Regions from separate parts of the Homo sapiens genome. Here all the other regions are linked to region 2. Evidence: read pairs that join two places in POLR2A ChIA-PET (ENCODE). Cell type or tissue: MCF 10A. All regions are shown on one strand. Links, peaks and the distances in the headings refer to the core of each region. The heading gives the core; the rest is flanking DNA.

Region 1 (7,989 bases), core at 1,580-6,579, 80 kb after region 2:
AAAGCTCCAGTGGGCCTTGTAAAGGCAGAGCCGTCTTCAGACACCACCACCCTTGCCCCACAGCACTTCCCTCACTGCCCTGTGCTCTGGTCCCTATGCCCCTTCTTAGGGAATGTGAGTGCTTCACTCAGGGATAAGAGGGCCTGGCACTTGGCAGAGGCCACCGGCCCTGGCCCTTGAACTGTGATGGGATCCCTAAGCGCTTTCCCTACGGTGTCAGGGCTCTGAAGTTGCCAAGAGGACAACAGAAAAACGTGTTGGTGTGGTGGTGGTTGTTTTCAACATGAAAACTCCAGATTATCCGGAACAATGGTAACCCCCAAGAGCATGTGGACTTTTGACGAGGAGGATCCAGGGATTCTTCTAGAAGGTATTCAAAAGGACAAGGAGAGCAAAGTTTATGAGATCAGAGAGATCAAAGACCTGAAGGGCAGTGCTTGGTCCCAGGGTCCTAGGAGGAGAGAACCCCAGGAAGAGGAGGGAATGTCGCAGAGCCAAGGAAATATGCTCCCAACTTGCAAACTTTCAAAAGTTATAATCCAGCATTTAAAAAATTATTACTGATACATTTGATTCATGAAAAACTGACTGTTCCTGAGGAAGAAACTCAATTACCTCTTAGAAACTCTTAAAAAAAAATCATCCCTAGACAAAAGAAGAAAAACCAATTCAAAACTTCCACTTCCTCATTTCTTTGCGGCATCTCAAGTGCCCTTAAGGAAAACACACACACACACACACACACACACACACACACACTGAGACACACAGACCTATTTAAAAACAACAGGTATTTTCACATTGGTGCTCTGACCTATTTCTGGATTAGAAACTGGATTGCATGTCCACAAAGCCATCTCCCCACCTGGTGTTTGCTCTACACAGCGGTTGGGAAAGTACAGCCTCAGGGTCTAACAGAAAATGCATCTCTTCTTCTTTTTTATGATCGAATGCCATGAATTTACTAGTTTATAGCATCTACTTTTGCATTATATACGGAGGCCAAGATTGGAGCTTAGCCCAGTCTTTTCTGGAAATGGTTCTTTTGAAATCAGCAAGTCCGCTTAAATAAAAGAAATATTCCTCTGCCTTCCCTGGTGACTTGCATCCTCATTTTCATTCTTTTTCAAGACTTTGTCAAGAAGTCAGTAATAGGAGGTCTGTTCCCATTAAAGAGTGTGGTAGTGTGTAAGTCCCTGTGAGTCTATCTGCCATGAGGACCCTTCCATATGTAGAAACATGACAAAATAAATATTTAGGAAGGAATTTCAAAGAAGTTCAAATCTAGATATCCTCATCAGGGATAATACAGGAGCTTGAAATACATGTGCAGATCACCTGGTTCATTAACTGTTGAGACATGGGCTGTGAGGATCCAGGATCGCTCAGCCCAGCAATCACAGAGAAGGCCCACTGTGTGGTGAGGCTGCAGAGGGAACACCAAGGGTCCAAGCGGGCACCTCTAGGGTTGCAGGGCATCTCTGCCTCAATTATTGCCTTTCCACTGTGGATTTACACACTGTATTTCCACAAATAAAATTTTATTTTACAACATTTATCTATGCTAAAAAGAGTTGAAAACCACTGATCTATTTGAGGCCTTTATTTCACTTGAGCAGGGAGAAACATGACTGGTCAGGGATTCTCAAAGAGGAAGATAATCAGATAGATGAGAGCTGTCAAACATGTCAGCAAAATGAATGCTACGAAACAGTGGCATTCAACTTCAACAAACGGAACTCTCCCTGCTCAAGGAAACAGCTAAACACAGCAGTTTAAAGTTTTAAAGGTGATCATATTTAACATGTTTGAGAAGATTAGAGAATGTAAACTATCCTTGAAACAAGAAGAGGCTGTTACAAAAAAGAACTATAAAACTTTGAAATTTAAAAGATGATTGTTAATGAAACCTAGCAAAACAGACGTGATTGAAGAATAAATTAGTGAACTGAAAGACCAAGGGGTTCTTGTAGAATGTCATTCATGGGGACAAAGAAATCCAAGTAAGAGACAATTGACACGAGCGGGAGCTAGACGTTTCTTTATGTATTTACTAGGAGTTCCAGGAGGAGAGAACAGAGAGACTTGAGGGAGGAAAATAATTAAATAACTGATAGAAGAAAATTGATCAGAACTTTTCCAGTTCAAAAGCAGGGCCAGCTTCCTGGATATGTGGCCCTTGTGGTCACGTAAGGCTCTAAGCTCAGAAGGACTCTATGCTTGTCTGATTCTCATCTGTTGCCATCTTGAAATGCTTCATAATTTGATCTTTGAACTTGGGTTTTGTAAGTGAAGTCCGACGGAGCCACAAACCGTGTGCATGTGCAGAGACACAGGTGATATATGTGTCCCCGTTCCTTGCTGCTCCATTCACGCTCCCAAGGCCCATGCATACAGAATTCCAGTGGATTCCGGTGCAGTTCAGCGACACTGAAGGCGAGTAGAAGGTAATCGTGCTCTACCACAGAAGGAGGGGCATATGGAAGCCGTACAAAGCCACACACGATCTGTTGGAACCAGAACTTGTTTCAAATGCCTAAAGAAGGCAAAGGCCTTCTAAGAAACAGAACAATGAAGGCATCCTATCCCATCCCTTCTTACCTGGGCTACTTCCAGTATTCGACAACCACGAACTTTGAAAATGATGACATACGAGGAAAGATGAGGACAGGGCAACCCAGAGTTCCTGTCCTTCAGTGCTTTCTCCCTCATTAGTCAGCTGAAGATAAGAGGGTGCTGGCGCACGTGCATGTAGCAAGAAGTAAAATACAAACAGTTGAGCTACTTTTCAGCAGCATTGTCGCTGTTATGGTAGAAATGAAATACACATGCATGCTCGAGCCACATAACACAAACCATAATTTCAGTGATTCCTCATGTGAGTTAAACACTTTTGTATTTGCATTTAAAACTAGCATTGCACAAATGATAAAATTCATGCTAATACTTTAAAATTTTAACTTGGAATGACATTAAATAACATGAAAAATGCAGCACATCAAGAAAGAGACTCTGGAAGAGAGGAAAAAGCTGTATATTTTAGTATTGTTATGCCTTTTTCTTGCTTTTTGAACAGGACTTCCACATTTTAGTTTAGCACCAGGTTCTGCAGACCAGATAGCCAGTCCTATTTAAAAGGGCCCACCAACGCATGGCAGAATGCATTTTAAAAAGATTTATTTTGGAACTTCAAAGGTAAAGAGAAGTTTTTGAAGTTTCCAGAGAGAAAGAAGGGTTAATTTACAAGAAATGAAGTGCCTGCGGCCAGCAATGTGGAGCTGGGTCAAGAGCGCTGTGGCTCTTTGAGCATAGGGCACCGACTGTGGCTGGCCAGGGCTTGTGTGTGGCCCAGGGCTTCTGAGCAGGCTCATCCCTTCTGAGCAGGCTCATCCCATGTCTTGACCTGGTCTGGAAACCAAAGGAAGGTGCAGCGGACAGCAGCTGGGGGGCAGGGGTAGACTGGGCACACGAGGCTCATTGTGAAATCCCAGGGCGTCTCCTGGGAGCTTGTCTGCACAGAGCTGGCAGGGCCAGTGCTGGAGCCAAGCCAGGTTCCAGAAACGTGCCCAGACACAGCTTGGCAAGGTGGTGGGCTGCAGCATGTGAGGACAGGAGGAACACAGTGTCCCTGAGCTCTGCTGCTCCAGAGCTGGGCTCCGTGGAAGAACCAGGAGGCTGAAGAGGGTGAGTGCACCAGCACTGAGGTGCGCCATGGGCTGCTTTCGAGGCTCAGGTTTCCTGTGTCAGTGGATGGGCAGGGCCAGCTCTGTGTGCTGCGGGTTTGTGCGCTGAGACACAACACATGCAGACACACACAGACATACAGATACATGCAGACACACAGACTCATAAGACACACATGTACATACAGACACACAGATACATGCAGACACACAGACTCATAAGACACACAAGTACACACAGACACACAGATACCCAGATACACACAGATACACAGACTCATACAGACACACATGTACATATAAACAGACACACAGATACATACAGATACAAAGACTCATACAGATACACATGTACATACAGACACACAGACACACAGGTACATAGATACACAGACTCATACAGCCATACATGTACATACAGACACACAGACACACAGACACATGCAGACACACAGACTCATAAGATACACATGGGCATACAGACACATAGATACATACAGATACACAGACTCATACAGACACACATGTATGTAAGACACACAGACACACAGATACAGATACATGCAGACACAGACTCATAAGACACACATGTATATATAGACACACAGACACAGATACATGCAGACACACAGACTCATACAGACACACATGTACATACAGACACACAGATACACGCAGATACACATAGACATGGACATACACATGTACATACACACACAGACCCATAAAGGGACACTTAGACACACAGACACACATACAGACATACACGCAGACATACATGCAGACGTATATACGGACACACACACAGACACAAAATGGAAACTTTTTCCTTGGCTCTTCAAATACAGAAAAATCATCCAAACAATTCATTTTGGCCAAGCCAACTCATGCCGGCATTAGGAGTTGGGGGCCAATGCAGAGAGTGCAGCTCTGCCTGCTGTCCTTCTCCTTTACTGCCCTGGTAGAAGCGCTGATGAGCACGGCAGCCAAGGCTGTCCAGGAGGGGATGCATGGAGCACAATGCTTGGACACAGTCCAGCCAGCAAGGAGAGGCTGGCTGGGTCCCTCCCAGGGCACCCAGACTGTTCCAGGGCTGTGGGAGGCCCAAGAGAGGAACAGAGCGACCCGTTTCCCGAGAGCTTGGCAGCCTCAAAGTAGTGGGGACGTCATGTTCTGGGGCCCGAGGGAGAGGTCGTCAGCCATAGAAAGAGGGAAAACTATGTGGGGAAGGAGCCATGGGCTAAGGTTTCAGGCCCCAGGAAGGACTCGCTGGAACAGCACGGGCTGAGTGGGAGCCCATGCCAGGCCAACAGTGAGGCCTGGCATGGGAAAGTGCCTGTACAGCCGCCTTGTGAGGAGTCAAAGACGTGGAGGACATGCCGGGAGAAATGAGCACAAGCAGGTTTCCGTGCTGCCGAAATTCTGTGCATCCTGAAGATGCTTCATTCCAACGGAGGGAATGCAAGTCCACAGAGGTTTCCAGAAGTCACCAACCATGGAATGCTTTCTCTCTTCCACTGACAATACCCATGCAAGAACACGGCAGAGGCTGAAATGGTCTTGGGGCAGGGGAGAGACTCCGGCCTCGGAGGGTCTCACCCTACTGCACAGCACATTAAGCCCACCCTGCGAGGTCGACAGAGGGCTGAAGCTGAAAGCCCATTGTATGGGCAACAAAGGACGAGCACCCAGGCTGGGTTGCCTCCAGTCTCTTTCCTCAGTGTGGCTTCCTGGGCAGAAAGCACATGGCTGGGTTGATCCCTATGGCAGGCCCAGGCCAGGTGAGGCAAGTGAGTGTCCTTAAGCTACGCCCCAGTGTCCCCTTCTCTCACCTCAGCCCTGGCCCTGGCTGAGGAGAACAGGTGGTCCTCAGCCATCTGGGGGTGATGGCAAGCCTGGAGCGGGTTCCGTGCAGATCACATAAGAACAAGGCTGAAGTACTAGGGACACTCACACAGCCCCGGCTTCCCAGGATGGACCTGGGGGTGGCAAACGGCTCTCCATCCACAGGGACCCCTGGGCTGGGCCATGTAACTGTAGGGCATTGCCAGAATCAGGGTCACCATGGGCTGGGCACTCAGAGGCTGTTCCAGGTGGGAGTCCACACTCCAGGCCCAGGGCAGTGCCTGCCCTCCGTGGTAGAAAGAGCTCATGCCTTTCTAGCACAACTCCTGAAGGGTAAATAGCTACAAGTGAAGGGGCACCCTATGCAGGGAGGACAGTCATCAACTGTCATCAACACTGACTTTTTGTTTGTTTGTTTGTTTTTGAGATGGAGTCTCGCTCTGTTGCTTTGTCACCCAGGCTGGAGTGCAATGGCACAATCTTGGCTGACTGCAACCTCTGCCTCTTGGGTTCAAGCGATTCTCCTGCCTCAGCCTCCTGAATAGCTGGGATTACAGGTGCATGCCACAGATGGCTGTGACATGGCTGGTTTCATACCCCCACAGTGAACTACGCACATGCGGTAACTGTGGCTCAGGTGGTACGGAAGGCACAGTAGGAGGCTCAGGTCATCTGGCCACTAAGTCCTACCCTCACATATCTGGGTGCTTTGGTTATACAGAACCCATGTCCTGAAGAATCCATATCGGGCTTCTGTCTAGGAAGATTTCACACCCTGCGCATTGCAAAAGGCCATGGAAAAATGGTGGCTGCTAAGAGTTATTACTTATAGAGGCAAAGTGATGTGCAAATATTATAGAAGGTCAGTATTATTATTATCATCATCAATATCTTGTGCAGAAGAGGAAACCAAAGCTCAGAGAGGTTGAGCAACTTGCTCAGTTTCACACAGACAGTAAAAAAGCATTTTTAAAAGATCCTCAAATTGAGGTGCTCTGGAATCCATGGACATAGTCCACCTTCCTGGAGCATCTGAAAATCCACTGGGTATAATATGGAGACCATGAAGGTTTGCTGTGCCTCCCTCCCCAGCCTATCCTACTCTCCTTTGACAACCGTGGCCCGAACTTCAGCTCCAGCGTCTCCAGTGATGTCTACATCATGACAAAACTGAAAGTTAAAGGTAAAAGCAGTAATTATCTGCAAAACAGCTAATTTTTGTTTCGCTGAATTTGTTTAATTTTGCAGCTGTTCTGGGGATCTCATGATTCATAAGGAGCCCTACAGATCTAGAAGGTTGTGTGTCTTCTGCTCTAGAATCAGAACCAATAGGACATATATAGATATGTGAGACATTATAGGAATTGGCTCATATGTTTATGGAGGTGGAGAAGTCCCATGATCTGCCATCTGCAGGTTGGAGACCCAGGAAGGCTGGTGGTGTAACTCAGTCTTAGTCCAAAGGCCTGATAACCGGACGAGCTGATGGTGTGAGTCCCAGTTAGAATCCAAAGGCTCTAGAACCAGAAGCACCAGTGTCCGAGGGCAGAAGATGGATATATCAGCTCAAGCAGAGAGAGCGGATTTGCCCTTCTTCTGCCCTTTGGCTCTATCCAGGCCCTCAGCAGATTGGATGGTGCCTACCCACATTGGTGAGAGTGGATCTTCTTAGTCTACTGATGGAAATGCTCATCTCTTCACAAAATGCCCTAACAGACACACACAGAAACAACGTTTTACCAGCTATCTGGGCATTCCTTAGCCCAGGCAAGTTGACACATAAAATTAACCATCATAAGTCCACTTCTTGTCAACTTAACACCAAAAGGCATCTTCTTAAACTATGCTAATCTTCAAATAAAGACAATACCAATGTCATGCTATCTGCCTATCTTGCATACAACCCAAAACTCACTAATCCCTTCCCCACAAGAGAAGGCAAGGGCCTTCGGTGATGTTTACTCTTCTCCTTGATATCTCATAATTTAAATACTATAATGTAAGATTGACAATACTTAAGTATTCATATAAAGTCAATGTATTGTGTGTTACAGGATAAGGGAATAAGAGAGGAAAGAAAAAAAGATATTTGCTTACTTTGCATACACACAAATGTATTCTTAACAAAACAGGGAGAAAGTACTCATAACAGTTACAGTCCTGGTTTCTGTAACTGGTCACATGGCCACAGTAAGTATCTATAACCACTTTATTCCACCGACGCATTCTGTATTCCCTTTGCCTTCAGCAAGCCCCTCAGGTGGTTATGAGTTTTTACCTGGTGCAGTGACCCAAACCTTCATTCCTGAATTTTCCATTGAGCTTAATCACAAGGCATAGTAATACTAAGAGACGCCCTAAGGAATTTCCTATGTTCTAGACATACTCTTCCTTACTTCCATTGTGGAGCAGCAATCCAATTTCCCTTTGATAGTCAAGATCAATCACCCCAGCCAGCAAT
Region 2 (7,989 bases), core at 1,105-6,104:
AGTCTGTGCTTTTTTGCTGAACTCATTTGTGCTGGAGCACAAAGCCATTCCTGTTAGCTGCATTCCTTCCTGCAGGGACAAACTCCATCCTCATCCCGGGCAGTACTAACCCATTCTGCAGAGGAATAATGACACTGGCATAGTGGGGCTCACGCCCGGACATGGGTCTCCCCTAGACCCGGTTCTGGGCCCGGGTCTCGCCTCCCCTGCTTCACACTTCTTCAGAATTGAGCCTTATGGAATCTGGCTGTGGCAGATAAATCATTCCAAATCACAGAGACTTACAGCCTTTCTCAGAGTTGGAAATCACAATGGTTCCATGATAGGATACCATAAATCTTCAGCTAAATAGATTTGTGATTCTTCAAGGGACTCTGGTTCTGGCTGTTGACAGAAAATGCCTCATAAGGCCTATTTACCGCTGGCTTTGTCATCTGTCCCAGCAAAGAGACAAAACCCCAAATAGTGCCAACTTAAATTCCAAATTTTGAGTTTGCCATAAGCACTGAAATACAACAAAAACACAGTTTTTCATAGATATCAGTCATATGTAAATAGGAGAAGAAATCAAGCATGAAGTCTGTGTTAAATACAATCATAGTTCTTTTATTTAACAAATTAAAAAAGTAAAAGCTAGCTTTATATTCCTGTCATAGTCAGTTGAGTGATGGATTCATCTGATGGTGGCCTGGACCTCTAACTTTCCTTCACAAGCCTTAACTCCAGAAGAATTAACTCTGCTGTCAGTGACAAGATGAGAGTGACCACCATGACCAGCATCAGGGCCAATGGTGGTGGGTCAGGATGGTTGGGCCCAAAGGTTTCCAGGGTGGGGTCACGGTGTCCATGAAATCAACAGACAACCTATCTGATCTATAAACTGAAAAGCACTTGAGTTAACACTCCTGAATCTGAGTGAGCACACACTATGGAAAGTCCCTGAGAGAAGAGGTGGTTTGTTCCCCTTGAGCCCAGACCCTAGAGAAACTGCCACAAGAGCATACTCTATCTTCCTCCTACCATCCAAGAAATTACCTGAAGCCATTAACTAGGGTGGCCATGCACAGGGGAAAGGGAGAAACTCAGATTTTCAGGGATACATAGGCACAGGCTCTGGGCTGATACGAATCCAAACCAGATTGGAGATTGATGTGGGAGGTGAGATGGTCAGGGGAGAAATAGAATTTTGGCCGAAGTCTATTTCACAGTAGGCCAGTGGCTCTGGGAGCCCATCTTGTGGTTATTTTTCTAGCTCCTGAATGTAAAGTTGAGATAGAAATACTCGACAACTGCTCAAATCTCTACACTGATGTCCTTATCAATGTGGAGGGTGGGGCTAGGGTCCCTCTGGTAGAAATGGTCACATGGAAACCCCTGGAACTACCTTTCCCTATAAAACCAAAATCAACAAGCATATCTGGTGAATTTCAAAGATGGTGCACCATCAGAAACTTGCAAGATGCAGGGGAGGCGACTCTCGTGTCCTCTTCATGCAGAGGACAGGCGATTCTTGGAGAATGACAATAAATTGTCATACGTGTAATAATATATGACTACAACTGTAGCCATTCTTCAAGAGGTAGCTTTTTTGGTGGAGCAAATCAACACAGCCCTTGTCTCCTGGTATGCACCTTTTGTATTGGCTAACGCTTTCTCTACATTCAAATAAATAGAAAGCAGCAGGAGGGATGTGCTTTCATCAGACAGGAATGTGGTACTCCTTCATGGTCTCAGGAGCATTTAATTAGAAAACTAAAAAATACATTTTCAAGACTCCTTTGCAGCTAGGATTCTGGAGGTCAATTAGTGTCATTTAGATTCACTAGAGTGAAGATTGGCTAACTATGGCCCAGGGACCAAGTCTATTTTTGTAAACAGGTGCACAGAATACTCATTCATTTACTTATTACTTTGGCTGTTTCAACACTGTAATGGCAGAGTGGAGTGGCTGTGACAGAGAGTCTATGGCCCACAAAGCCACAAATCTGGACTCTCTGGCCCTTTCTAGTGCATGTTTGCTGGCCCCTGATGTGGAGCAAGAGGTGAGCCAGGGCTGAAGCTGGGCCTCCCTACAGCTTCTGTCTTTCACTGTGGGTTCAGGAGAGTCATGGATTTCTTCTAAGTTTTTCCAGTGTTTATCTTTGATTTCCTGAGTCTCAGGGACAGTCACATCTCGATGTTTTGGGTGTTAGTCCCTAGAGCTTCCAACCTAGACTGCCTGGCTCCAGTGTTGACCTCAGAGGCAATAATTCCCCCACTGGCCGGTTCTCATTGTTCTGAGGGTCATTTGAAGAGTCACAGCCTAAAACCTGCTTCTTCAATAATTTTTTTTTTTTTTTTTGGGATGGAGTCTTGCTCTGTCGCCCAGGCTGGAAATGCAGTGGCACGATCTTGGCTCACTGCAACCTCTGTCTCCTGGGTTCGAGTGATTCTCCTGCCTCGGCCTCCCGAGTAGCTGGGGCTACAGGTGTGCACCACCATGCCTAGCTAAGTTTTGTATTTTTAGTAGAGATGGGGTTTCATTGTGTTGGCCAGGAAGATCTCGATCTCTTGACCTCATGACCTGGCAGCCTCAGCCTCCCAAAGTGCTGGGATTACAGGTGTGAGCCACCGTGCCCAGCCTCTTCAATAATTTTTAAAACATTAAATTCCAAATATTAAACCTTCTTCAATCAAGTACCTAGAATTACTTTGGTTTCCTAGACTGAATCCTGGATATTACATTCCTCGAGCCTGTGTACCAGTGATTGGCATTTAAACACACAGAGTTCTTCATATATATCAATTGTTTGTAATATGTAATAAAAATGTATATGTTATATGTATAAATCGAGACAAAGACGGTGTTGAGGATATTATAAGATTTTAAAATTTAATAAATTAAATGGCAAAGACTAATGTTACTGCACAATCACAATATGTTAAATGGAAAATCCCCTACAGAGTGATTTGATTTGAAACATCATTAGGCCCCAGCTTTTCCTGACTCTGAGGCTCTGGCCCACTCAGGAGGTTCTGCCATGGCTGGAATGTCTGATTTCATAGGTACAGAAAGATTGCTGATAAGAGAGCTTCCTGATTTTTTGGTGTGGGTGCTGTGCTATCTCCAAGGTCTGTTGAAAAAGAGTGGAGGTGGCTGAGCAGCAGAGATGTTTGTTATGCAGCTCAGCTTCCTCATGAGGTCATCTCTGAGGGCAGGTGTGGTCTGCTTCATCAGGATATCTCAGGTCTGAAAGAAACCATTGGCTCCAACCAGAGAAGATCTGAGAGTGACAAACCTGAAGTCAATTATGACAAGATGACATCATGGCTTCTGTCTCAGGTAACAGCAGCCATGCACGTCATTATGATGATCTGACTTGGTTTTCTGAGTTTGCCCTGGGGCAGGGTGAGGGTTGGGCAAGGAGCCAGAATCCAGGCATGCTCCCTGGGCACCTTGCCATTATTCAGTTCCTAATGAAGCTTAGAAGCATTACCTCTCCCTGAATCAAAGCATGGGTTTCCACCTCCCTAGCCCCACCCTGAATCCTCCATGCTTCTCAGTTCATTGAGAAATAGGTGGAGAGCCCTCTGATGATTTCGGACTGACTCATTCAATTATTTTGCAAAAAAATGAGTTCAAATTCAAGAGTCTAGGTTTCTTTGAGTTTCTGTTTTCTTCTTCTTTCATTCTATTCTCCCATTTGACCTTTAACTTTTCTTCACAGCTTTAGGGGGAAAATGAGCAAATTCCTCAAAGGTTTCCACTAGAGGAATAAAAAAGACTAATTCCTGGAAATAGAGATGACAGGTTGATCCCTATTCTTTTGGCACAGAATCTATATTTAATATGATATTGAGAACTTACTGTCTGTAAACATGATAGAACTACATTATGTGTTAACTTGGAAACAAAATCTGTGTTTACCATATTCCAGAAGAGAGATTTCTATTCTTGTCCAAGTGGGACACACTGGGCTCCTGACCAGATGTGGTTTTCTAGAAAGACGAAAAAATGGGAGTAAGACTTCCAAACGGTTTTCATGGTGGGCCCGCGATTTATACACGATGATGGCAACATGGTGGTTCTCTCCTCTGGGATTTATTTGACATTACACACAATTAGAGCTATGAAACAAAAACCTTTCCCTAACAAACAGAAAATGGGACCCCAGGAAGCTGAAAAATAATGGAGGGAGCCAAAGATGGGTAGTAGAAAAAGCTGTATCTTATAAAAACTAATCTGGCCATGGGGCTGTTCACAAACAATTCGTTATCATTTCTCTTGTGGTCTCTCTGAGGGCTTTCTGGCTGTTTGAATGCTGTATTTTCATAAGATAGTTTCAAACAAAAGGCCAGAAGGACAGTGGGAGCAGAATAAAAATTAAACATGTTGACTTTGTTTGGTGCCCTGTAGGTAAAATGTCACATCTTGTCCTCAGCTCCTGAAGATGTAATTACCCGGCTCATTTCCCAGAGCTGCTGTGCAATTCGTATTGCTTCCAGGTAACAGATTATGCAAACTCATGATTGCAAACAGGAACCGAGCTGTTTTGAGGATGAAGTTTTGTTAGTTCAGGGTATCTGCAAATGCAGTTGTTTGGCTTCTCTATCATACTCTGGCACTGATGGTAATTGTGCCGTGTAGAAAATGCAGAATTGTTACGAGCGTCACACGCCTAGGCTTGTTGGCAGACGTGGGCCCAGGCTGGCTGGACGTGTTTCAGCCCTGTGTTTCTGCCGCTCAGGGAAGACAGCTAGGAACTTGATGCACTATTCACAAAGGTTTATCACAGGCCTACTGTGTGTTGAGTGAGCTCCAAAGGCTAACATTTCCTACTGGCTTCGGGTAGGATGCGCAGTGTGGCTGTTGGTCTCTCGGGTGGCCTGCCCGGGCTATACTATTCCACTGGGCACTGCAGGCAGAAGCATGTTTTACTTTTGTGGTTAGAATACCTCAAGTTTTCTATGAAACTCCAGGCACCAAGTTTCAGTACCCAAGGAAAAGTAGGGTGCCACACAGTGGCATGGACTGAAGTGGCCAGTGTTTTCCCATCCCATCATGGGATGGGAAGCAATTGGCTTCGTTGCTCCTGGCATCAGTCCCTCCAGTAACATAAGCTATTCACATTACAAGCAAGCAACTGGACAATGACACACATCTCTTCTCATTTTATTGCATTTGCTTTTGTTCTGCATGCACCCACACACACGCACTCATACACACACACATTCACACACACACACATATGCACATACATACTCTCTTTTCCCCCAGGCCTCTGAGTCCAAAGCAAGAGTTACTGACTAAACAAACTGGCTTTTCTTTCATTCTTTCTACATGATATGAAAGCAAATGAGATTATTTCTGAAACACACCAAAACTAAATTGCCAAGTGAGAGTTTTGCATAAAGTCCACATGTGAGGCAATATACATAATGTTACTTTTAAAGAAATTCCCGAAACTCTTTTCTTCCAAGATAAACAGTGTGTGTTTATCACAGATTCTAGGGGATTTCGATTCACTATGATATTCCAGAAGTATTCAGCTTTGCTCTTGCTTTAGTTCTATGCATCCCCTTACAAAGTTCTGTTTTGTTTTGTTTCTTTCTAAGTTTACCTATATCATCTTTTTCATCTTTCTACCCGTTGTTTTACCCAAAGCCCTTGCTTGGGGGCTAGAGCACGTTGTATTTGCAAAGATGGTCACACTAATATATACTCCATCCCATGACTCTTCCTACAGTGCAATGCTAGCCCCCACTGAGAGGTGTGAGGGAGTCTCACCCTCACACCTGGGGACACCCCTATTACTGCCTGGACCAATAGAATACAGGGAAAGTGATGCTGTGGGATTTCCAAGCTAGGCCGTAAAAGGCAATATGGCTTCTACCTGGCTTTCTTGGGTGCTTTTCCTTGGCTTCCAGCCACCTCATTGTGAGGAAGCCCAGCCTGCAGGGAGAGGTCATGTGTGGGTGTTCCAGCCAAAAACCGGAAGCCTGTGTGGACTGCCACACCCACCAGTTTGTTTGTTTTGTTTTTCATTTGGTGATTAGATTCTCCAGTTTATGTGCCTGCAGATGGTCCCTGCTACTGCTTCGAGTGGCTCAGCGGAGACTCCAGACGCCATGAGGCGGCGACAAGCCACCCTGCCTGAATTCCTGACCCACAGGAACTATGACAGGTGATAAAAAGTCATTATTTTAAGCTGCTAAATGTGAGGGGAATTTGTTAGGCTGCCATAGATAACCGATACAGGACCTCTTGTATCCCAGCCGAGTGGTTTAGCTGCCACGTACAGTAACCTCAGGAATCACCGAGTGGAGGTTCCTCAGCTCTATTTCCAATTTCCTCCTTTAAAAATGTGTCTTTTACGGTCCCCTTTACTAGCCAGTTATGAAATTGCTGGACAATACAACAGATCTAGATATGTGACATACATTTGTATGACTATATGTTCATATATAACATATATATTATTCATATACCTAACAGTAATATAGAGAAGCAAAAGGAAAATAATTCTTCATAAAATAACATGAAATTCAATATATGGTCATTTCTTCTGCAATGTGTTCCTAAAATCACTTGCTATGGAATTTTGCATAATAAAAATAACAGAGCTTGTGGGGAAATGAGGTTAGTGACAGAATACCCAACACCTATACAGTAAGTTTTTCATGACGTTCATAGGCTCTTGGAAACAGTGACTGTAAGCAAAACTGCATAGAAAGAAACCAATTTCCCTATAGGCTAATTGATATCCACAAGAGTTAAGTTCCTGTAGCATATTTCTGATAGCAAAAACATCACCAAACTTCTAAATGAAGACCCAAACACTTGTAATATTAAACATTAAAACAATAAAATAAATGTAATATTAAACATTAAAATAAAAGCTATAACACATTTAAGACAAATTAATAAAAACAAGTAAGAGAATTGTTTACCTGCTTATTCCAGTTCAGGGTTGAGGGTGGCCGAAGCCTATCTCCAAAGCTTAGGGCGCAAGGCGGGAACCAGCCCTGAATAGGACACACTCCCATCGCAGGGCGCGTGCACACCACCTGCACTCACTCATACTGGGATGTGTAGACATGGCAGTTCACCTCATAGGCACACCTTTGGGATGTGGGAGGAAACAGGAGTAGCCAGAAAAAACCTACACAGACCTAGAGAGAATGTGCAAAGTTCACACAGATGGTGGCCCCACCAGGGGGAATTCATTTTTTTTTCTCTTCAACATTATAACAAAATGACTTTGAAATAAAATGATGTTATTCCAGGACCTGCTATATAATTTTGTAATTAATTCATTACAAAATAAATAATAAACTTTATTAAAATTCTGCCATAGTTTGAGACACCTTAAATTCTCAGTCAATAAATATATATGTATATATATATATGCATGTAGGTATATATATATATATATATATATACGTATATATATATATACGTATATGTATATATATATATATACACACATACATACACACACACACCATTTACCTTGACAAACACATGCAGTTTGGAGGGTGGATGTGGTTTTGGAGAAGGGGTGTGTATTAGTCTGTTTTCATGCTGCTAATAAAAATATACCCAAGACTTAGTAATTTATAAAGGAAAGAAGTTTAATGGACTCACAGTTTCACATGGCTGGAGAGGCCTCACAATCATGGTGGAAGAGCAAGGGACATCTTACATGGTGGCAGGCAAGGCAGAATGAGATCCAAGTGAAAGAGGTTTCCCCTTATAAAACCACCAGATCTCCTGAGACTTATTCACTACCACGAGAACAGTATGGGGAAAACCACCCCCATGATTCAATTATCTCCCACTGAGTTCCTCCCACAACACATGGGAATTGTGGGAGCTACAGTTCAAGATGATATTTGAGTGGGGACACAGCCAAACCATATAGGGGTGGATGGAAAGGCCTGTCATTTATGGAATGAAATATTTCCATACAAGAATGGGCATTGGCCTATTTTGGTGCCTTCTCACTG
Region 3 (7,989 bases), core at 1,580-6,579, 180 kb before region 2:
GTAGTAGCACTCCAACATTTATAGTGTAGCCTCGGAATTATGCAGAATATATTTGCAATCTATTTTTGGTGGCAGAACTGGAAATAGAAATTTAAAAACCTGAGAGAGAGAGAGAGAAGAAAAGGAGGTGGGAAGAGCAGGAGCTTCATATTCCAGGTGGAAAGTTGAAGTCATGAAACCAGACAAATCTCTCTTTCTTTCCTCTAATTAATTAAAGGTTGTAAAGTCAGGGTGTGGGCTGGGTGTATTCCCTTTATTTTTTAAAACCATGTTTGACAGCTCCAGGCTCCCAGGATTTCATCAGGATCTCAGGTGCGCTGCAATTCATGTGTCATGCACCGGGTTGCGTAACTGCATTGTTACACGGGCAGCGTTTCTCTATGGAGTCCATTTGCATCATCTCATCAGGAGAGAGGAAAGCCCACAGCACCATCTTGCCCTTAAGGAAAAGGTGCAATTTCTTTCATGTTTTAAAGTAATCGCCTGAAAGATAAAAATACAAAAAGAAAAAAGTAAAAAACACCCATAGTGCCCACCAGTTAACAATGTTTAACAGCACGCTTCACCTTGCCTTTCCTATTTTGAGCATGGCGGCAAAACAGAAAGATTCTGGTCATGGACTTTGGACACAAGTTGCCTGACTTCAGAATTCAACTTAGGTTGGTCGCTTGCCTCAGTTTCCTGATCTGTGAATTGGAGATAACAGTGGTAACCCAGTTGAGGATTAAGTGCATGACTACAGTATCTGAAAGGTGCCGTGTCTGGCCCTGATAGGACACAGTACTGCTATCCTCACTACCATGACGACTCCTGACTTCTTCCTGTACTTACAAAAGACACATGCACACACACACATGCATAGACACAAACAGGAACACACGCACCATGCACCCACATTCCAACAAGTCAATGCTTGTGCTCATTTGCACACACACACAAACATGTACATACCTGTGAACACACACATACTTTTTTCCACAAACAATAACGTACTTACTCTACGTAGAGGTCTGCAGCTGCACACACATCACAACATGTCATGGATATTTCTTCCAGTCAGCAACCATACACTTTCCAGCAAGGGTGCCATTCTTATTAGCTGTTCCTCCCTGGATGGTTGGGGTTGTCCTGAGCCTTCACTGTGACCCAGACTTACCGCTGCAGGGCTTGCTGTGTGTTGGGGATGCAGAGTTTTAACTTTCTCAGATACTGTCAAATCGCTGTCCCAAATCCACGCCACTTTGCACACCTCCTGGAGGGCCTCTCTCTACGTCCTGGTCAGGAGTGCACGTGGATGCTGGACTCTACCAATCGGATCATTGAGAAATGCTCTCTCATTAATTTGGATTTCTGTAATTATTATTTATGCAAAGACTTCTAATACATCTTGCGCAGCCTGTAAGCACCATCGTGAACAATGTCAATCTATTCTTGGCCTGCACAGTTTGTTTTATAGCTTTGCTACAAACAAAAACTGTACAGACAACCCACAGCTCACTCAGACCAGTAATGTGCCAAATTAGCTCATGAGGCGAAGAGGAGTTCTAAACGTGGAACACTGTTTCCAGTTGCAATATGTTGGAAATGCCCATCCTCATCCTACCAAGCAAATAATTCAGCATCTAGTCATTCATTCAAAAATTGTTTCCTGAGCACCTGTCTGTGTCAGGCTTATACTGATTATAGGCTTTTGAGTGGCATCAGTAAACACAAATTTTTAAAAATCCCTGTCCTTGTGGAATTTATGGTCTATCCCAAATCTTATCTGAATGTGGGCACCTGAGATGAGGACCCCACAGCATATGGTGGCCGCTGCGTGTGGGAGTCCATAATGGCTATGGACCCACTTGGTGTCCCACTGCAGCTGTGACCAAGGCCACTCAGGGTGGGTGGGCAGACAGTGCCCCTAGGACCATGGGACAGGATCAGCAGAGAGTGTCTCATGGCCCTAGAGCAGTTCCTTACACAGATGGGAAAAAGGAAGCCCAAGGGTGCCTGCCTGCCCACGGCTCCTGGGAAGCCCACCTTCCTGCCTTCCTCCACGGGAAGGTCTGAGGAGCCCTGTCAGGCCCCCACTGTTCCCCGGCACCCATGCACTGAGGTCCCGCTCTGGGGCTGGTCTCCAGGCCGGTCCCTGCTGAGCCCGGGCTGGGGCAGAGCAGCGAGCAGAGGTGCAGGAAGGGCCCAGGCAGTGGGACCCACTCTGTGCCGGCTGGTGTCTGCCTCTTACTCAAGTTAATGGGACTGGCCCTTGGTTCCCAGTTCCTATTTGAAATATACCAGGAAAGGACTGTGATGCCTTGTCCTTGGCCGAGACTCTTGCCTCTGGACCAAGCAGCCGGCCAAGGGGGGTGGCAGCAGTCACTGGGCCAGCGTGTTTGGGGGGGCTCAGCCTGGACAGGTCACCAGTGGGGTCGCTGAATAGCGTGGCTGAGGGAGGAAAGCATTCCCCAAGTCCTCAGGGGCTTTTCCCTGAAATGGAACCAAGCCATGGATGTCCACAGCACCAGCATGCAGTGGCCATTTGCAGGCCTGTGGCGAGGGCTGACTGAGTGATGGAGCCACTCACAGTGGCACCCCAGCCTCATGGAGCTGGCACCAGGCCTGTGCAGCTAGGGAGTTTCAGACACAGGCCCAACACGGGTGCAGGGCTGTCCTGGAGAGAGGGCTGCTCATTCGGACAGCCAGGCGCACTTCCCCAGGGTGCTGATGGGTGATGTTTGAGTAACAAGTGACCACTGACTCGGTGGCTTAGAACAGCACAGCTTTGTTCTCTTACTGTTCTGGATGCTAGAAGTCTAAAACCAATCTGACTGGGTTAAAGTCAAAGGTGGGCAGGGCTGGTTCTTTCTGGAGGCTCTAGGGGAGAATCCATTTCTTTGCTGTCTTTCTGCTTCTGGGGGCCACCTGCATTCCTTGGCTCTTGTCTCCTTCCTCTGTCTTCAAAGCGCATCGCTGCAGTCTGTGTTCATCAGTGAGTCACCTCCTGCTCTCTTCTGCTCGGACTGTCTCAGGAGGACCCTTGTGACTACATTGCCCTCCTCCCCCAAATAATTCTGGTCTTCATCACATCTGCAGAGTCCTGTTTGCCATGTAAGGTCACACCCACGGGTTCTGGGGATTAGGATATGAACATATTTGGGGGCCGCTGTCATCCTGGTACGTGGAGAGACACAGAATGTTTCTCTGGGCAGGGGTGTAAAAGATAGGATTTGCAGGCAGAGAGAGCAGTGCCCAGCACCTGTGGCCCACTCTGGGCCAGTGAGTCAGCCCCGACCTGTTTCCAGCCTGGCCCGGCTCTGCACTGGGCAGGTCCGAGTGTGGCTACTCTCTCCAGGAAGTGTGGGTCCCTGTGGGGAATTGCAAACCCACCAGGTTGGCAGGAGCCAGGGACACAGGGCAGGCAGCAATGGTGGGATGGGAAGGCCGACCTTGTGCGTTGCAAGGGTGTCCCCACCTAACCGTGCAGAGCTTGGGCACACAGCATGGGGGTGCTGTGGGGCACTGGCGGCATAGAAGGTAAGGGAGGATGCCCTGATGGGATGCACATGATCTCGGTGGAAGTAGAATGAACAGACCGGGGCGAATGGAGCCGATGTTGGGATCGTAAGAGCCACCAGCCTAAGCCTGGATCCCTCGGAAACGTGTGTGTTGGCTCCTCAGCCAGCTGCGGGTTCAGCTCACGCCTTCCGGTCCTCTTTCTTGCCTGCTCATTGTATGGTCATCTGCAGGGAAGTCTTTCCCTTCTCGGCTCCATGAGGCCCACATCTGCACAAGTGCACCTCTTTGTCCACCCTGATGACTCCCTGCAGCCCCACAGCCCTCTCCTCTGAAGGCCTGTGACACCTCCAGGTGGCAGACAAAGGGGCTGGCTGCTCTGAGGCAGGGGAGGCGGGGTCTCCCCACTGCAGGTGAATACACTTGTTTCCAGATGGCACCAGGTGGTATGAGATGCCCGGGAACCACAGAGTGACCTCCTGTCCTCCACTCTGCGGCTTACTCCATGCTGTGCAACTTGACAAACCTCAGTAACTTTACCTACAAGATGTTGGTTTCAGGGCAACTCTGACACAACCCTACCTTGCTCTCCGTAGGCCTTGGGCTGTGCCCAACAATTCGTCTTCTGTCATAAATGAGGTATCCTCTGTCACAGATGAGGTCCCCTGGGACTGGCCCCTGGGAGCAGCAGGAACTCACCTGCCTCTCCTAAAATGTCCCCAGAGCGGGACTGAGCCCCAGACAGGAGTCCCAGCAAGGCCTGCTGGGGATGAGGGAGGCTCACGGGCAAGTCCTGGTGTCAGGCGGGGCATGTCCACACGTGGGGCCCCACCAACACAGGCCCACATAGGCAGGCTGCCTGTGCGCCTCTGCTCACTCCACACCCTGGACAGCCCAGCCATTTCCATCCTGGGGGTGTTTAGCCCACAGCTGAGAAGGATGGGGGGGTTCTGTGGGCAGGGCCAGGCAGCAGGGCTTGGCACTGTGGGCCGTGTGGGTGGTGTCCGAAGTTTCCAGCCACACCCCAGTGCTGCCCACACCCCTGCTGGCTGCTGAGTTCTGGCGCTGGGGCGTTGTCTCTCTGAGCTGTGCAATACCTGGGACCCCTCCTCTGTTTTCCTGTTCATCCAGACTTCTCATGGCCTGAGCTATGTTTCCCCTGGTTCCCAAATCCATCCAGCTCAGAGTTTCCCTTGCCAAACCACAGAAATAATACACAGCTTGTTTCCTGGCAAACACACCTTCCAGAGCCAGACTCAACTTGCCACAAGATGGGCTTATCATGAAATCAAATCTTAACACTGCCGTTCTCTGGGTTTTTGATCGTCCTCACAAAGGTGGGGAAACTGGAGTTGGCGTGTTTCAGAGCAATGGAAGCAGGCCACAGTCTGTTAACTCTGTAAAATAAAACCTTCTGGGAAACAGAAAATTTACCTGACCACCAGTGGGTGTGTGACCACAGGACTCTGGCTGGGGCTCCTGCCTGCTCACCGTAGAGATTGCAAGGGAACAAACAGTGCATCGTTTCCAGTTTGCATCTGTAGGTAACCACGTTTGAGTGAAGCTGGGAGCTGTCTCAGAAAAACGAAGCTTCTGAGCCAAGCGCGATGAATCCCTGTGCCCTCAGCAGGCCTGCCAGGCACAGCCACGGTGCCCGGCCAGCACCGCCACCACATTCACCGCTGCAAGGAGCTTCCTGGCTCTGCAGCAAGATCACACCCAGGCCTGTGGGCCGTGGCAGCCCTGTTTCCTCATTGCCGTCCCTGGGAGTCCTCTCTCCACCTTTTCATTGTCCCAGCAGGTCAGGCTACCCAGGGATGCCCTGGATTTTGGATCTCCTGGCACACTGACCGAAAACCCTTCTTTTTCCCTCAGAAAACACATTGGAAATGAGAGGGTATGAATCAGATAAGCTTAGGGACATCTCTGAAGTCATTAACATCTATTTTAAGCATCAACTGTGGGGTCTGAGACCCTAAGTATCATCTGTGGCTAATTGTCTGCAGCTTCCCCCAGAAATGACCGCCAAGCCACACTCCAGAGCTGCTGTCCTGGAACAGCCTGTAGGGAAGGAGCAATTTTTTGTAGTTTTTCCCCAATCTGTCTTGGGCCAGTGCTTTTGTAAAACACAGAGGACATGGATTACTGAAACACAGGCACACACTTTGATGCCACAGTCCTGTCAAATTGCCGTGAGAGTTCTGAACACGTACACTTCCTTGCACTCTGTTATCTCATCATGGGGCAGAAACCAGCAGCTCACAAGTGACCTGGTCCACGGACTCTACTGGGAGAGAGCTGGCAGCCCCATACCCTAGATTCTCTGTGTGTTCCTATTTCAGCCATAAACAACCTTCTTATTGTTCTTTTTGTTTGACAGACAGAGTCTCCCCTCTGTCGCCCAGGCTGGAGTGCAGTGATGGAATCTTGGCTCACTGCAACCTCCACCTCCCAGGTTCAAGCAATTCTCCTGCCTCAGCCTCCCAAGTACCTGGGATTACAGGTGTGCGCCACCACGCCTGGCTGATTTTTGTATTTTTGTAGAGACGGGGTTTCACTATGTTGGCCAGGCTGGTCTCGAACTCCTGACCTCAGGTGATCCATCTGCCTCGGCCTCCCAAAGTGCTGGGATTACAGGTGTGAGGCACCACACCCGGCTGTTATTATTATTATTTTTTTAAATAAACCACAGGTGCTGTCAAACTGCCAGCCAGAAAGTCCTTTGTCAGACCATGCAGCCTGATCTTCAGCCAGAACACTGTCATGGTGGCTCTTCTACAGCCCCTGTGAGCCAGCCTTTTAGGGGCTCCTGATGCAGTTCTTCTGTCCACCGCTCCGCAGTCTTGACTCTTGGGCGTCACGTGAGCTTGCCGATGTTCAGGTGGTCAGAGTCTTTCTTGGGCCTGACTTTTATACACCATGTAACATGCTGATTCCTAATCACTAAATATGTCCTAATCCAACTGTCACAGATATTCTGAGCAGGATGGCCACTTAGCTACAGGGTGGAAACAAAAATGAGGACGTCCGCCAACACAGAAACTGCAGTGCCTTCTTCAAAGATTTCACCTGGACATGCTTGTCAAATTCTGTACAACATGCCACCGAAAATGGCAGAAGCCCATTTTCCTTCTTGTATTTTTCTTTTCTTTTTTTGAGACAAAGCCTCAGTCTGTTGCCCATGCTGGAGTGCAGTGGTGCGATCTTGCCTCACTGCAGCCTCTGCCTCCTGGCTCACTGCAACCTCCACCTCCCGAATTCAAGCGATTCTTATGCCTCAGCCTCCCGAGTAGCTGGGATTACAGGCATGAGTCACCACACCTGGCTAATTTTTGTATTTTTAGTAGAGACAAGAGTTTCACCATGTTGGCCAGGCTGGTCTCAAACTCCCAACCTCAAGTGATCCTCCCGCTTTAGCCTCCCAAAGTGCTGGAATTGCAGGTGTGAGCCACATCACCAGGCTCTTCTTGAATTTTTCTACATCCTTCTTCACCTACAAATCCCTTCCCAACATACATGGTTTTCCCAGGGTCCTAGTTAATATATTTGAATATCTTCCAAACCGATAATTTGGTTTTCTGTGTTTCTTTGTCTAGATTTAGCTTTTCTTTCCTTTTAAAAATTAATTTATTACCAAATTTGGCAAGCTCTTAAAAATACATCGTGGAATGGAGTTTAACATTATTAAGTTGGGAGCTGATTTTGGTTCTCATTGGCTTAAATGAGCCATTTCTTCCACAATGGAGCCTGCATACACTTTGCAACTCTCATAAAAGTATTAATTTGTTAACTTTAGTGTTGTAAAAAAGTTCTTTTTAGTGGAGTGGAGGGGGTTAATGTTTTGTTATCTTTTGATGCGAGGTTATGCTGGTCCCATGAAACATGGATGTGTTCCCTCTTCCTCTATTTCCTGGAAGAGTCTGTGTACATTTGGTGCTATTATGTCTTTGAACGTTTGATGGAATTCACTTGTGAAACAATCTGGGCTGGTTTCCTTGGTGGGAAGGTTAATGATGACAAATTCAATTTCTTTCATGGATACAGGATTATTCATATTTTCCCTTTCATCTTGTGTAAATTTTGGTAGATCGTACTTCTCAGGAAATTTGTTCAGTTCATTAAGTTGCCAAATTGATTGCTATAAAGTTGTTCACAAAATCAGCTTATTATTCTTTTAATATCTGAAGTGGTAACCAGTGTTTCATTTCTGATATTTGTCATTTGTGCTCTATTAATAATTTTTTCTTATTAACTAGTTATGACTTTATTTTGTTGCTTTTAAAGAACTACGATTTAGCTTTGTAATCTTTTTCTTTTTTAAAAAAGATTTTTTTTTTCACTTTGTTTCTTTACAATCCCTTGTGTTGAGGGCGATTTTCAGTAGATCACAGCGAGGGAAGCTGTGTAATCTTTTTCTAACATTTGTTTTCTCTCTTGTTGACTTCTGCTCCTTCCGTCTTCTTTGGGTTTACTTTGCTCTTCTTTTTTTAG

The links. Peaks named below come from ENCODE experiments on the same cell type or tissue, not always from the same donor. Only the 100,000 strongest peaks of a DNase experiment are listed, where the experiment ranks them.
Region 1: POLR2A ChIA-PET joins it to region 2 with 26 read pairs; 2 of 35 experiments call an interaction of 5 or more read pairs at or near these places.
Region 3: POLR2A ChIA-PET joins it to region 2 with 10 read pairs; 2 of 35 experiments call an interaction of 5 or more read pairs at or near these places.

Annotation. Positions count from the first base shown.
Region 1 is chr9:90,916,897-90,924,885 of GRCh38, reverse strand. No RefSeq gene overlaps it. Among named protein-coding and RNA genes, the nearest start is that of LINC02957, 76 kb to the left of the region's middle. RefSeq lists an enhancer at 652-701 and a silencer at 3,390-3,552. In MCF 10A, for the core only: no CTCF peak of the experiment used is centred there; a DNase peak (open chromatin) is centred at 3,555.
Region 2 is chr9:90,996,759-91,004,747 of GRCh38, reverse strand. LINC02957 (long intergenic non-protein coding RNA 2957) reads right to left here and starts at 7,710. Exons shown (of 4, transcript NR_184139.1): 1 at 7,628-7,710; 2 at 6,931-7,102; 3 at 3,908-3,978; 4 at 2,847-3,229. RefSeq lists enhancers at 1,373-1,930, 3,179-4,378. In MCF 10A, for the core only: no CTCF peak of the experiment used is centred there; DNase peaks (open chromatin) are centred at 3,467, 4,557 and 5,917.
Region 3 is chr9:91,174,963-91,182,951 of GRCh38, reverse strand. LINC00484 (long intergenic non-protein coding RNA 484) reads right to left here. Exons shown (of 3, transcript NR_135306.1): 3 at 190-483. Among named protein-coding and RNA genes, the nearest start is that of LINC02937, 16 kb to the right of the region's middle. In MCF 10A, for the core only: no CTCF peak of the experiment used is centred there; a DNase peak (open chromatin) is centred at 4,701.